Regions from separate parts of the Homo sapiens genome. Here region 2 is linked to region 1. The links are chromatin contacts, found by Hi-C or POLR2A ChIA-PET in ENCODE. All regions are on one chromosome and are shown on one strand. The core of a region is the stretch at or near the end of the contact, and the rest is flanking DNA. Distances in the headings are between cores, read along the strand shown.

Evidence for each region. A loop is a pair of places that touch in the nucleus more often than their neighbours do. ChIA-PET counts read pairs that join two places held with the same protein, here RNA polymerase II (POLR2A). Pooled maps may share reads with other maps.
Region 2: a pooled map shows a loop between it and region 1 (9-fold over the local background). The contact joins the promoter of SEPSECS here to the promoter of ADGRA3 in region 1. A Hi-C loop is called at or near these places in 6 of 50 pooled maps. POLR2A ChIA-PET finds 5 or more read pairs at or near these places in 2 of 52 experiments (A549 and common myeloid progenitor, CD34-positive).

The regions. Positions count from the first base shown.
Region 1 is chr4:22,511,988-22,518,333 of GRCh38, reverse strand. ADGRA3 (adhesion G protein-coupled receptor A3) reads left to right here and starts at 2,268. Exons shown (of 19, transcript NM_145290.4): 1 at 2,268-2,806. The coding sequence starts at 2,550. MIR12115 (microRNA 12115) reads right to left here and starts at 3,022; the gene lies at 2,949-3,022.
Region 2 is chr4:25,157,371-25,163,716 of GRCh38, reverse strand. SEPSECS (Sep (O-phosphoserine) tRNA:Sec (selenocysteine) tRNA synthase) reads left to right here and starts at 3,268. Exons shown (of 11, transcript NM_016955.4): 1 at 3,268-3,461; 2 at 4,610-4,764. The coding sequence starts at 3,348. It overlaps SEPSECS-DT (SEPSECS divergent transcript), which reads right to left and starts at 3,045. Exons shown (of 2, transcript NR_037934.1): 1 at 2,964-3,045. RefSeq lists an enhancer at 3,005-3,304 and a silencer at 3,415-3,584.

The DNA.
Region 1 (6,346 bases), core at 1,019-3,518:
TGGCAAATCCAGCCTGCATGCATGCCATTTGATTACCTTTGGGGGGCACGCTTGCATGGGGGAATTTAGGCATGCCCTGAAAAGATATATAGCAGCAGAAAAGGGCTGGGAGGGGCTTTTTTCCCTTGGGGATGCTAGTAAACTGCATAGTGTGTCTGCATTTTGATGGTGACCCATCACATGTGACCAGGTGTGGAATTTTGCACTTGAGGTATTACTTGTCGGAACTCAAAAAGTTTTGGATTTTGGAGCATTTCAGGTTTTGGATTTTTGGATTAGGGATGCTCAATGCTCAATCTGTAGTAAGGTTTTATCTTAATCAAAAAACAGATCATTATTTTGTTAGGGAATAATAATTCTTCAGATAAATTCAAGAGAAATGTGATCCATTTCACCCACCTTAACACAGAGGCACCAGTGTGCCTGCTAAGGTTATTTATAGATCCGAAGTCACTTAATGGTGCAGATAATCTCCCACTTTTTCTTCCCATCATAGTGTCTGGGCTTATGTTGTTCAACACCAACAGGGTAGCCACTGGGCATTTAAATTCAAATGTAAATTAATTAAAATGAAATGAAAAATTTAATTCTTATTGCACACTATCTACATTCCACACACTATGTAGCCACAGTTGGCCACCATATTAGACAGCAAAGAACTAGAACAGCTATACAATCACAGAATGTATTATTAGACAGCACTGGACATGGTTGGGTTGGTCAAATGAACTGCTATTCAAATTTAATACAACACTGATAAATGATAAATGGAGACCATTTATTTACTTCCCATTGAGAAAGCTCTAGCCAGATAAACAGATTCCTGCAAATTGGTCCCTAAGATAAATTTTGTAGGGGCCAGAGGCAGTAGTGTCCTTAGACCCAAGCAAGAAAAACCGTGTTCTAGGCCCTCCATTTTAGAGGACACCAACCTGACTCTTCTTATGGGGTGAAAAATCTCCAGGCCAGCACCCAAAGCCTGGGTACCCACTATGTCCCCAAGACCCAGGACCCTGGAATTCCCTGACTGGTATTACCAAAGCCACTTCTTGGCCCTGAGCTAGCTTCTTCTGAGAACTGTCCTCCCAATGAAGGACCCAACAACTGGTATAGGCACACCTGAGATCCAGACGCAGACAGAGGGTGGCTGTTAGAAAGTGTGAACAGAACTTGGTTTTGTGGGCTGCGGTGTTCACACACAGGTACAAAAAATCCCCTCTTGTCCTTGAAGATAGCTGGGCACAGGAAGCAAAGACGGTGAAGGTGTACAGGCCAAAGGTTTGGATCTGACTCTTTCCCACCTGCCATGTTTCAGGGAGAAACTCCAAGGTGTCTGAGAATCCTGCTTACAAACCTTCCAGGTTGTTATGAAGGTAATTTCTCAAGGCAGGAGCACAGAATATATTTTATTAGCATGATATAGTCCTTGTAAAATTTTAAACATAGGGTAGGTAAGCCCTGGGCTTGCAAATGTTAGGGCGAGGCTGGAAGTCAGAGTAATCAATTCTGTTGGGGTTTCTTGGAGGGTTTGCTCATTATTGCTCGAACTGGTGAACATCTCAAGTATCTTTGCCTGTCGAATTTCTTTCAAAAGGCTGCCTTTCTAGTGAGGTCCAGATGCATCCTTTAGAGACCATCGCTGTTGTTGCTGAAGGCCAGAAACAGCTTCAGATTGTTCACTGTATTGAAGAGGAACCTGTTTACTGGCTCCAGTGTATTTGGGACAAATAAGACTACCATAATGAGGTGAGAAGGCGATTCCTTCCGAAACACTTGGTTTTGGGTACTTTTCCCATAGGGTTGGTCAGGGAAATTCCCTACTCTCGTCCCTACTCCATCCTCCGGGCCAGGCTCCTTGGGCCACATGGGCAGTCTCCAGGAGCGCACAAGACTGCTTTGTCCTGTGCCCGCGGTGCGAGCGCGGTGGCGGCGAAGGGAAACGAGCAGGAGAGTGGCCACCGCGGGTGGAGTTTGGACTCGAACTTTCCTCCGTTCGGACTCGAACTTTCCTCCGTTCTCTCTACGAGTTACTGCCTTCCCGCGGGCTCCCCACAACTCCTGCCCGGAGGCCGAGGCCCGGGCGCGCACCGGGTCGGAGTCGGGCTCGGCAGGTCCCGGGAGCGCGCGCCTCCTCCCCGAGGTCCCGGGCAGCTGCAGACACGGGGAGAGCAGGAGAGCCGGGAAAGAGGAGGGGAAGGGGCGGGGGCGGCCGCCGGCGGCGGGCGGGGAGGAGCCGCCGCGCGCGGGTCCTGGCCAGGGGAGGAGGCAGTGGCGGCGGCGGCGGCGGCAGAGGAGGAGGAGGAGGCGGTGCTCGCGCCGGGCGGTAGAGCGGCGCTGGGACCCATGCGGCCGTGACCCCCGGCTCCCTAGAGGCCCAGCGCAGCCGCAGCGGACAAAGGAGCATGTCCGCGCCGGGGAAGGCCCGTCCTCCGGCCGCCATAAGGCTCCGGTCGCCGCTGGGCCCGCGCCGCGCTCCTGCCCGCCCGGGCTCCGGGGCGGCCCGCTAGGCCAGTGCGCCGCCGCTCGCCCCGCAGGCCCCGGCCCGCAGCATGGAGCCACCCGGACGCCGGCGGGGCCGCGCGCAGCCGCCGCTGTTGCTGCCGCTCTCGCTGTTAGCGCTGCTCGCGCTGCTGGGAGGCGGCGGCGGCGGCGGCGCCGCGGCGCTGCCCGCCGGCTGCAAGCACGATGGGCGGCCCCGAGGGGCTGGCAGGGCGGCGGGCGCCGCCGAGGGCAAGGTGGTGTGCAGCAGCCTGGAACTCGCGCAGGTCCTGCCCCCAGATACTCTGCCCAACCGCACGGTCACCCTGTGAGTATCTCCCGCGACGCTGGGTCCTCTCCCGCTCGGCTCTTTCTTATCTCTCCGCTCAACTTTGGAGCAGGGTCCAGCCGGCACCCACGCGCCTTTGTGTGGAGCTGTAGGCAGGGGGCGGTGCTAGGAAAGACCTCGTGTGCTTGGCATGGGTGCAGTTCAGGGAAAGGCAAGGGAATCTGCGTCCGAGCTGCCTCCCAGCTCCACTAGTTTGCAAAGTAAAGTTTTCGGGTTCTCAGGCGCTCCCCGCGCTGTCCCCGGCGCAGCGCTTTTGGGCTGCGCGGTGCCACGTGAGGATGCAAGTAAACACGCAGTCAACAGAGTTAAAGCTCATTCATCCTGGGCTTGGGTTTCCAGAAAACACAATGCTTGATTGCAAGCGCCAGTCCTTCTGCTTCTTTGCAAATTAAGTTACACTTACGTGGTAGAGTTTGCAAAACACAAGGACTGTGTGCGAGCCCAAACCCCAAGACGCTTCCTTTGCCTTTTGCTATCTTAGTTTTATTACAGTTAAAGAGCACCTTTTAAGATAGAGTTGTTATTAAGGGCTGGAAACATTTCAGATCAATCTGTTTATGTACCTTGCAGTCCCGTTTTCGTGTCTGTGAGGGCTTATATTTAAAAGCCAGGAACATTGGAACTGAAAACCGTGGGTTTATTGAGCCTTCCAACTCGAGGGATTTTTGATTTTCGGATTGAGTTTCCACCTGGAAGGAAAAATTTTGGTAACTCACTTGTGCTGGGATTCACGGTTCAGTTTTGCAAACGTAGTTTTGCCAATTCTAGCTGAACAGTTGGCCCCAGTGACTGTCGAGTTTGTTTTCAGAAGGATGAATTGGTTTGGAAAGTTTTGAGTCTAAGTGTTTCTCATGGGTATTTTGTTCAACTGAAATGTGAGTCCCTTGGCTCGGGGTTCCTCTATGTTGTTTTGGTTGGTTTCCTAAAAAAAGAATCAAGGCAGCCACTATACAAACATGAATGCAAGGACCGCAGCATGATCTATGAAAACACTTAAAGTATGGTTTTAAATGTAACCCAAATTCAGCAGGAGTATACACAGGTAGGCCAGGTATACATTTCATTACTAACACTTTTGTTTACCTTCATTTCCATTTTTTGAATTAGGAAACGTTTAACCATGAAAATTGTGTCTATGTGTCTATTTATGGAGGCATGAAGATGGATGAAAGAGTTTTTGTTTTATTTGACTCCGTTACTAACACGTTACCATGTGGTGGTGGCAGCAGTTATATTTATTTATTTCTTAGTCAGATTCTTTGAAGTGGAAATTTTCGGTATGGGACTTTAATTACAGTCCAAATGGAGAAAATCCCAATGTTGGAGGAGATTTTCTTTGTTACTCTGCAAAAATTAGTCATCATGCAGTTATGTTATAAACATTTAGGTTTTGGGTCAATGAGTGACATTTACGTTGACTCATGTTTAGGTCCAGTTTTTCTGACCTAAAAGTGTCCACAATTTCAGCTGGATTAGGTCAACTACTAGTAAATTGTTGATTTTGCGTTGCAGAAAAAAATAGGGGATATGGTGGTAAATTGATTTTCAGCATATTACCAATTAAACTATTTTTCTACAATTTTTAGAAACTGGTTAAAATATAAGTAACTATGAAATGTCATTTCAATCCAGTTTTTTTTTTTTTTTTTTTTTTTTTTTTTGCCTGAAAGCTTTTTAGATGAAAATAAAGTTAAGGTTGGGCATGGTGGGCTCACACCTGTAATCCCAGGGCTTTGTGAGGTCAAAGCGGGTGGATCCCTTGAGGTCAGGAGTTCAAGACCAGCCTGGCCAACTTGACGAAACCCTGTCTCTACTAAAAATACAAAAATTAGCCAGGCGTAGTGGCGTATGCCTGTCATTCCAGCTACTTGGAAGGCTGAGGCAGGAGAATCACTTGAACCCGAGAGGTGGAGATTGCAGTGAGCCGAAATCGCACCACTGCACTCCAGCCTATGTAACAGAGTGAGACTCCCATTCAAAAAAAAAAAGAAAAAAAAAATTTGTTTAGTGAATGGGAAGAAGATACAATTAAGGATCAATTAAAGCTGTTCTGCTGGTTGTGGTGGCTCATGCCTGTAATCCTAGTACTTTGAGAGGTGGAAGTGGGTGGATCACCTGAGGTCAGGAGTTCGAGACCAGCCTGGCCAACATGCTTAAAGCCCCATCTCTACTAAAAATACAGAAAATTAGCTGGGCGTGGTGGCGTGCACCTGTAATCCCAGCTAGTCGCTACTCGGGAGGCTGAGGCAGGAGAATTGCTTGAACCCAAGGAGAAGGAGTTTGCAGTGAGACAAGAAGGCACCATTGCGCTCCAGCCTGGGTAACAAGAATGAAACTCCATCTCAAAAAAAAAAAAAAAAAAAGAGGAAAGTTGTTCTGGCTGAAGAGGGTTCAAGGTATATGAGGCCCCCTGTAGAGGGGTCTTATGGGCCAGTTTCCTCATTTTACTGGGGAAAGAGTTAGAGTTACTGTAGATAAGGGACTTGCTCACCAGAATTCTCATAGTAGCATCAGAGTCCACGTCCCAGATTCCTGTCCTGCAGTTCAGATGCTTTCTCATTCCTCACCTTGCCTTCATCTTAGTTGAGCACAGTTTTTGTTGAGTGGCCTCTAGGTAGTAGGTAGCGTGTTGAAGTTTGGACTGTGTGTTAGTGCCTAGGGCTGCTGCAGATTACTACAGGCTTGGTGGCTTGAAACAACAAATTTATTCGCTCATAGTTCTGGAGGCCACAAACCCCAAATCAATCTATTAGCAGGGCCATGCTCTCTCTGAGGACTTTAGGAAGAATTCATGCTTGCGTCTCTCATCTTCTGGTTTTCCTTGGCTTGGGGCAGCATCACTTAAGTCTCCGCATCTGCCTTCCATTGGCCTTCTCCCTGTGTGTCTGTGTGTCTCAAGTCCTCTCCTTTCTCTTATAAGGATACCAGTTACTGAATTTAGGGTCCACCCTAGGTCCAGGATGATCTCATCCCAAGATCCTTTAATTAAATACATCTGCAAAGACCCTGTTTACAAGTAAGATCACGTTAAAAGGTCAGGACTTGGACATTTCTTTCTATGAAACACTGTCCAGCTCATGACAGAATACAAATAAAAACATGCTCTTTCTTCTCCAGGAAATTACAGATATTTGGGGAGAAAAATTCATGACTAAGTCTCAGAACAGTATGGTCAATGCTCTATTACCAGGGTGCACATGTAGCAAAAGAAACCCAGAGGAGGGCAACCAGGGCCTCCTTCTCCCTCAATCCTAGTGGGATTGAGGATCCTGAGCCAATTCTGGAAAGAGGAAAAAGATCACTGTGGGGCGGGCGCAGTGGCTCACACCTGTAATCGCAGTACTTTGGGAGGTTGAGATGGGCAGATCACTTGAGACCGGGAGTTCGAGACCAGCCTGACCAACATGATGAAACCCCATCTCTACTAAAAATACAGATATTAGCTGGATGTGGTGGCTTGCACCTGTAATCCCAGCTACTAGGGAGACTGAGGCAGGCAGGAGAATCGCTTGAACCCGG
Region 2 (6,346 bases), core at 2,019-4,518, 2.6 Mb before region 1:
CAGTCACCATCATTTACATTTGTCAAGAGTCTCAAAGGCAGGCAGGGGAGTGGGAAAGCTTTATAGTGAAAGATTCAGGTACAGGGAAGAATTCAGGTGTGCCGATTGGAGGTGTTGGCAAGGAGAAGCTAGAGGTTGGCTAACTAGAAACAGGGCATCTTATGTAATTTAAGGAGGATATTTAGCTTTCTCTGGTTGGTCTTAAGTTAGAAGCGAGTAATAAAAGAGGGAAGCTGGCAGTCATTGCCCAAGTCTTAACCATTCTTGGCTGATTGCTGCAGAGGTGGTGGTTTGGAAGTCTAGTTGCTAGAGAGGTTGTGGGTGAGAGTTCTGTTATCACATATGATCTGGCCATTGTCCATTTGTATAGTCAGTCTATCTAGGGGAAGATGTCATTGAGCAATTACCTCTCATTTAATCATCATAACTGCCTCTTCCATATCCCCATTTTACAGATAAAGCAAAGCTCAGGAAGTTTGAGTAATGTATTTAAGGTTATACAACTAGTGACCCTAGCAGAATTTAAACCTGTGTGTTCTGGACCTATTTTAAATGATGCTTCATCTTGTAAAGACCATGAGGTTATTCTGATGTTGCCCTATTAAAAATAGTAATTACATACTATTATTAAAAATAGTAATTACATACTATTTTAAAATAGTAGTTACAAACTACTATTTTAAAATAATAATTACATACTATTTTTAATAGATAGCATCATTTAAAATAGGTCCAGAACACACAGGTTTAAATTCTGCTAGTGTCACTCATTGTATAACCTTAAATACATTACTCAAACTTCTTGAGCTTTGCTTTCCTGATCTGTAAAATGGGCATATGGATAAATACTTGTTGGGTGAGTGAATGGATGAAAGTAATTTTAGAATACTTCTCTTGAAATTGCTTCCAAAGCTGGTATCTTTTGAATACCTTTAATGAATGCATATCTTGACAATGACTAACTTTTTGGAAACAGACAAACATTTTTCTGAAGTAAGGTGGTGAATAAGGTAAGAGAAGAAGCTGGCTCAAAAACCTGGCGTGTCCATTCAGTAATGACATTAATTTTGGGATTTTTGCACATTTTGCATGTGATTGACAAAGCAGCTTTGAAGGCTTTTCCAAAGAAGAAGTTGCAAAAATAGTTGCATTTTGAGAATAGGAACACAACTTTCCAAAAGTTTGAAAAATACTCATTTTAGAAAGTATGCTAAATTCTTGTTGTTTTGTGGTTTACCTTTCTGTTTAAAGTAGTTAAATGCTCTATGTCATTCAACAAATATTTATCAAACAGCTATTATGTATTTAGTGCTGTGCTTTGAACACAGATATTGGTATAGCCCTTGTGAACCAGGAGTTCACAGTCTAGTTGAGACAGAAAATTAACAATTGAAATGCAATTCAACAAATACCATAAATAGACTGATTTATATTAATAGCTGGATGCCATGGGAACATGCAGTAGAAACAGTGATGAGCTGGTACATGTTGAACAACTGACTTCTAGGGGAGTGGGTTGGAGTGTAAGGGCCTGATTAGCGGTGTTTACTGATTTCCATGGTGTAAATGCTCCCACCATGGCCAACGTGACATCATCAAAAGAGGAGTTGGAAGATGTGCAGTAGTATAACATTACATTGAATTTCCACCATATAGATAAAATGCATGTAAATAACCTGAAGAGCATAGATAATAGTAAAATGTAAAATAATTAGGAAGTGACAAATTTTGAGTATTTTTACTTTTGCTTGTAATATAATTTTTGAGTGGCTGTATTTGAAAACTAGCTCACAAAATTACTGAACATTTAACAATCAGCTCTTGCAAGTGGGTGTGACTCAGTGCAAATGGACAAACCACCAGGTGAAAGCAATGTCAGGAATTACTGTAGGCTCACATAAGATGAAGATTGTAAGGAAACTGGAGGCAGGGATCTCCAGCAGTGAACCTCTAAGTTGTTGAACTGTTACAGCACTGCCAGGTTCCTATGCCGGCTGTGCAGAAACAGACCAGTATTCCGACAGCAGGCTTGCAGCAGAGAAAGTTTTAATAATCACAAGTTACAAGCCAGGAAACAGGAAGAGTTCTCAAGCTTCAATCCATTTCATCAAGGGGTTCTAGGCAAAGTTTTTTAAGGGGATTTGTGGAGGGTGAGGGGCTGGAAAATTTGGGGTTATCGATTCGTTGGGGTAAGGGAGATGAAATCATTAGGATGTGACAATTGCATTCCTCCATGAATCAGCTTTTTATTGGGCCTTCCAGACAAGTTGGCGTCCTTAGTTTTGTTGGTATGCGGGACCTAAAGAAGCAATGCAAACAGAAAGCTTATCTTCTCATAATGTCTTAGATTTTATCTTCAGAGCAGAAAAAGAATGAAGAGTCTTGTGACAAGGGCCACATTCTCCTGGGGTAGTAAGTAGCAACCAGCTACAAGAAAGTCGGCCACACTGCAAGCTGGCTTAATAACAGCAGCTGTAAGCCTAGTTGGATTTTTTTCCCCTCCTTAATCAATTTTACAAAATGTTCTTGGGGATAGTTTCAGAATGGTCAAACTAATTCATTAATTCAATATCAACTTTTTTTTTAGGCCCTACTTTATTCTGGGCACTGTTTTAGGTGCCCGGGGGAAGGGGGCACCGCAGCAAAAACCGAGGTCCTGCCGTTAGGTTAGAGAGTTTACATTCATGGGTATGGGTGTGTGTGTGTGTGTGTATAAACAAACGTCTGGCATGTCACGTGGTGAGTAGTAAGTGCTATGGCTAAACAGTAGTGTCAAGGGGAAAATGAGTGGGGCACTGCTATTTCCTATGGGGTTGTGAGGCAGTAATAAGTGTGGAAATGTATCAAAGTAAAGATCGAAGGTTCTGGCATCTGACAGTTTGAATAAGGCGGAAGCACAGACCCTGCACAGATCTCAACCATCCAACAGGACTGAAACACAGAACTTGGAAAAACCCACGTACCTGCTTCTTACTCTGCTCGCCCGGTCTGCACAAGTGCAAAATCCTTTCCTGAAGTTTGTGTCAGGAACACCAGGGTTTAACTAGACGAATCAGCCGCAGCGGGGCGGGGCTAATTTCAGTCCTTCCTTTGCCAAAAGTCAGCGAAAAGCGCGGACTCCCTCGCGCATGCTCAAATACGCCAACTTCCTCCTGGAGCGCCATCTGAGAAGGTCTGCGCATGTGCACGAACGAGAAGTGTTTTTTTTGTTTTGTTTTGTTTTGTTTTGTTTTTTGTCCCAAGGCGCTGCCGTACCGTCCAGGCGGCGAGTTGCATTCTGGTTCCGTCGTGTGTCTGGCGTGTGGAGCTAGTGCTCCCGCTTATTCGCCACTGTCGCCACCGCTGTCATGAACCGCGAGAGCTTCGCGGCGGGAGAGCGGCTGGTGTCGCCGGCTTACGTGCGGCAGGGCTGTGAGGCCCGCCGCTCGCATGAGCACCTCATACGGCTGCTTCTGGAGAAGGTACCGAGCTGTCGGTCCCCTCCCCAGCCGCCGCGACCCCGGGGCTCTGGCTCCGCCGGGCGTCCCCGCTGGTGCTGCCTCACCGGCAGCTCTTCGCTGCTTGAGACTAGTCCCAAGTCTGTCTCAGCTTGGCTTGCCCTAGCTGACCGACTGCGGTCTGTGCCTTCTCAGCCTTGCCAAAGCCAGTGAAAGCCAAATGGTGTTGTTAGGAGGGGGTGTTGGGGTCGGGGTTTTGAGTCCCGCTGTTTCTAACTTCGGGATGCGGAAGTGAGGGAAAGTCCCAGTGTACTTTTTTATTCGCGGAAAGGGCAAAGTTCGCACCTCCATCTTTCACCAACCCTCAACGACTCAGAACACATAATGGTGTTTGTAGACTGTATGCTAACTCGAACCACGAGCTTTCCGCGGAACTTCACAGGTCTCCCTCCTGCCAGCGTTCATGTATTTTAATTTCATTAAAAGTTTTGTTGTGTTTTGTTTTTTTGAAACAGAGTCTCGCTCTTTCGCCCAGGCTGGAATGCAGTGTGACGATCTCGGCTCACTGCAGCCTCCGCCTCCCGGGTTCACGCCATTCGCCTGCCTCAGCCTCCCGAGTAGCTGGGACTACAGGCGCCCGCCACCACACCCGGTTAATGTTTGTATTTTTAGTAGAGATGGGGTTTCACCATGTTGGCCAGGCTGATCTCAAACTCCTGACTTCAAGTGATCGGCCATTCTTGGCCTTCCAAAGTGCTCGGATTACAGGCGTGAGTGAGCTACAGCGCGTGGCCAAAATTTCACTGAAGTTTGACAACTACCGCCCTTCTCCACGTCCCACCGCCCCAGTCGTAACGCCCTGGTTTGAAGCATCTTCACTGGGGATGTGTTGTATTGGTTTTCAGTTAGTTTCACTTACGGAAATTTAAATATCTCAGTAAACCTCATTGTATGCATTTATCATCACTTCTCGAAATCTGTAAATAATTGTAATCAAATGTACAAACGTTTTGCCTCTTTGCGGTCTCTATACAGTGGTGAATTTATGCTTGAATTTTAGAAAACAAGCAGCGTGGCAAAATACACGTTAAAAAGAAAAACTGTATTCCTGTAGTATTCTAGAGAACGGTAGTTTTATTAAATATAATCATAAGTTTTTTTTTTTTTTTAAGGGCAAGTGTCCAGAGAATGGCTGGGATGAAAGTACACTTGAACTCTTTTTACATGAACTTGCAATCATGGACAGCAACAATTTCTTAGGCAATTGTGGTGTGGGAGAAAGGGAAGGGAGAGTGGCATCCGCACTGGTTGCTCGTCGTCATTACAGGTATCTTTTTTTAAGTAGTACAGGAGATACATCGTTTATTTATTTTTGGTTCAAAATAATGGCAGCAGTATTTATCTTATTAGATTATCAAATGTCAGTTTGTAAACCACTTCTTCCCTGCTCTAATGGATATGTAAGCCAAATGCAACAGGGAGATGGAAACAATTTTATCTCAGCAGGTGCTTTTCAAAGACAATAGAGTAAAAACTAAGTGGGGGTTACCCTGTCAGGTTCTGGGTGACTAACACAGGCTATACGTTTTCTTAGGAACGGTTACCCTAATAAACATATCTGGTTGTAAGAGTTCAAAATCCATTAAGGTTGTTTATAGCTTTCCATATTTCTTTTCTAACATTTGTAGTGTTTTTTTTTTTTGAATGATTTATAGTTATCAACTTTAAATTTTGTTTTAAACTGTGTTTAAACTGAATCTCATTTTATAAATACCTCTGTTGCAATAGATACAGGGAAAGGTGTATTAGATTATTAAGTGACCTTTTTCTTTTGCATTATTGCAGAAAGCTTTTCATCAATTCTGATAACGATTTAATTGGTAGTTAATTGGTAGTTAATATGATCACTCATTGCTCTGTCCACTAACCTTTCTGTGAAGTGTAAACTCTTTTAAATGAAACTCCTGTCTTCCATGCTTTTACATTATAATGAAAATTTCCTGGGCATCGTAGAATTTGTATTTCAGTAAAAACCACTGCAGTCAAAACTGATGATAATGCCTAACTTGGATGAAAATTTCAGTTAACAGTTTGCTGATAACATGGTTGATAATATATGTAAGAAATGTTTTGTACATGAGATTTCAGTGGTGAGGAAGTACAGCACTAGTATTCTTCGATAATCCTCCTATACCGAATTTCTGATATATTTGACTGTCAATTAGAAATTACTCAAATTACGAAAGGGTTTTTTATTTTAAAGAGTATTGAGAGGTATCTTTAAACAATGTATAATATTGTCTAATTTAAAATGAGATTTGCACACTGATTTTCTAGGAGCATATAGTTCTTTTAAAATTAAGGCAATATTTGAACCATCATTGGAACTTAGCCCAGTGTGGAATTAGGGGAAAAGTAAAGAAAAAAGATAATTTGGCCGGGCACGGTGGCTCACGCCGGTAATCTCAGCACTTTGGGAGGCCAAGGCGGGCGGATCACGAGGTCAGGAGATCCACACCATCCTGGCTAACATGGTGAAACCCCGTCTCTACTAAAAATACAAAAAAATTAGCCGGGCGTGGTGGCGGGCGCCTGTAGTCCCAGCTACACGGGAGGCTGAGGCAGGAGAATGGCGGGAACCTGGGAGGTGGAGCTTGCAATGAGCCGAGATCGCGCCACTGCACTCCAGCCTGGGCGACAGAGCGAGACTCCGTCTCAAAACGAAAAAAAAAAAAAAAAAGATAATTTAATATTTCATGTATTCTAGTTTTCTATTGCTACAGAACAAACCACCCTAAAATTAAGTGGCTTAAAACATTTATTGTTACCTCTCATAGCTTTTTGGATTAACTGGGCTCAGCAGGGTGAGTATTGCTTTGGGTCTGTCATGTAGTTGCAGTCAGATACTG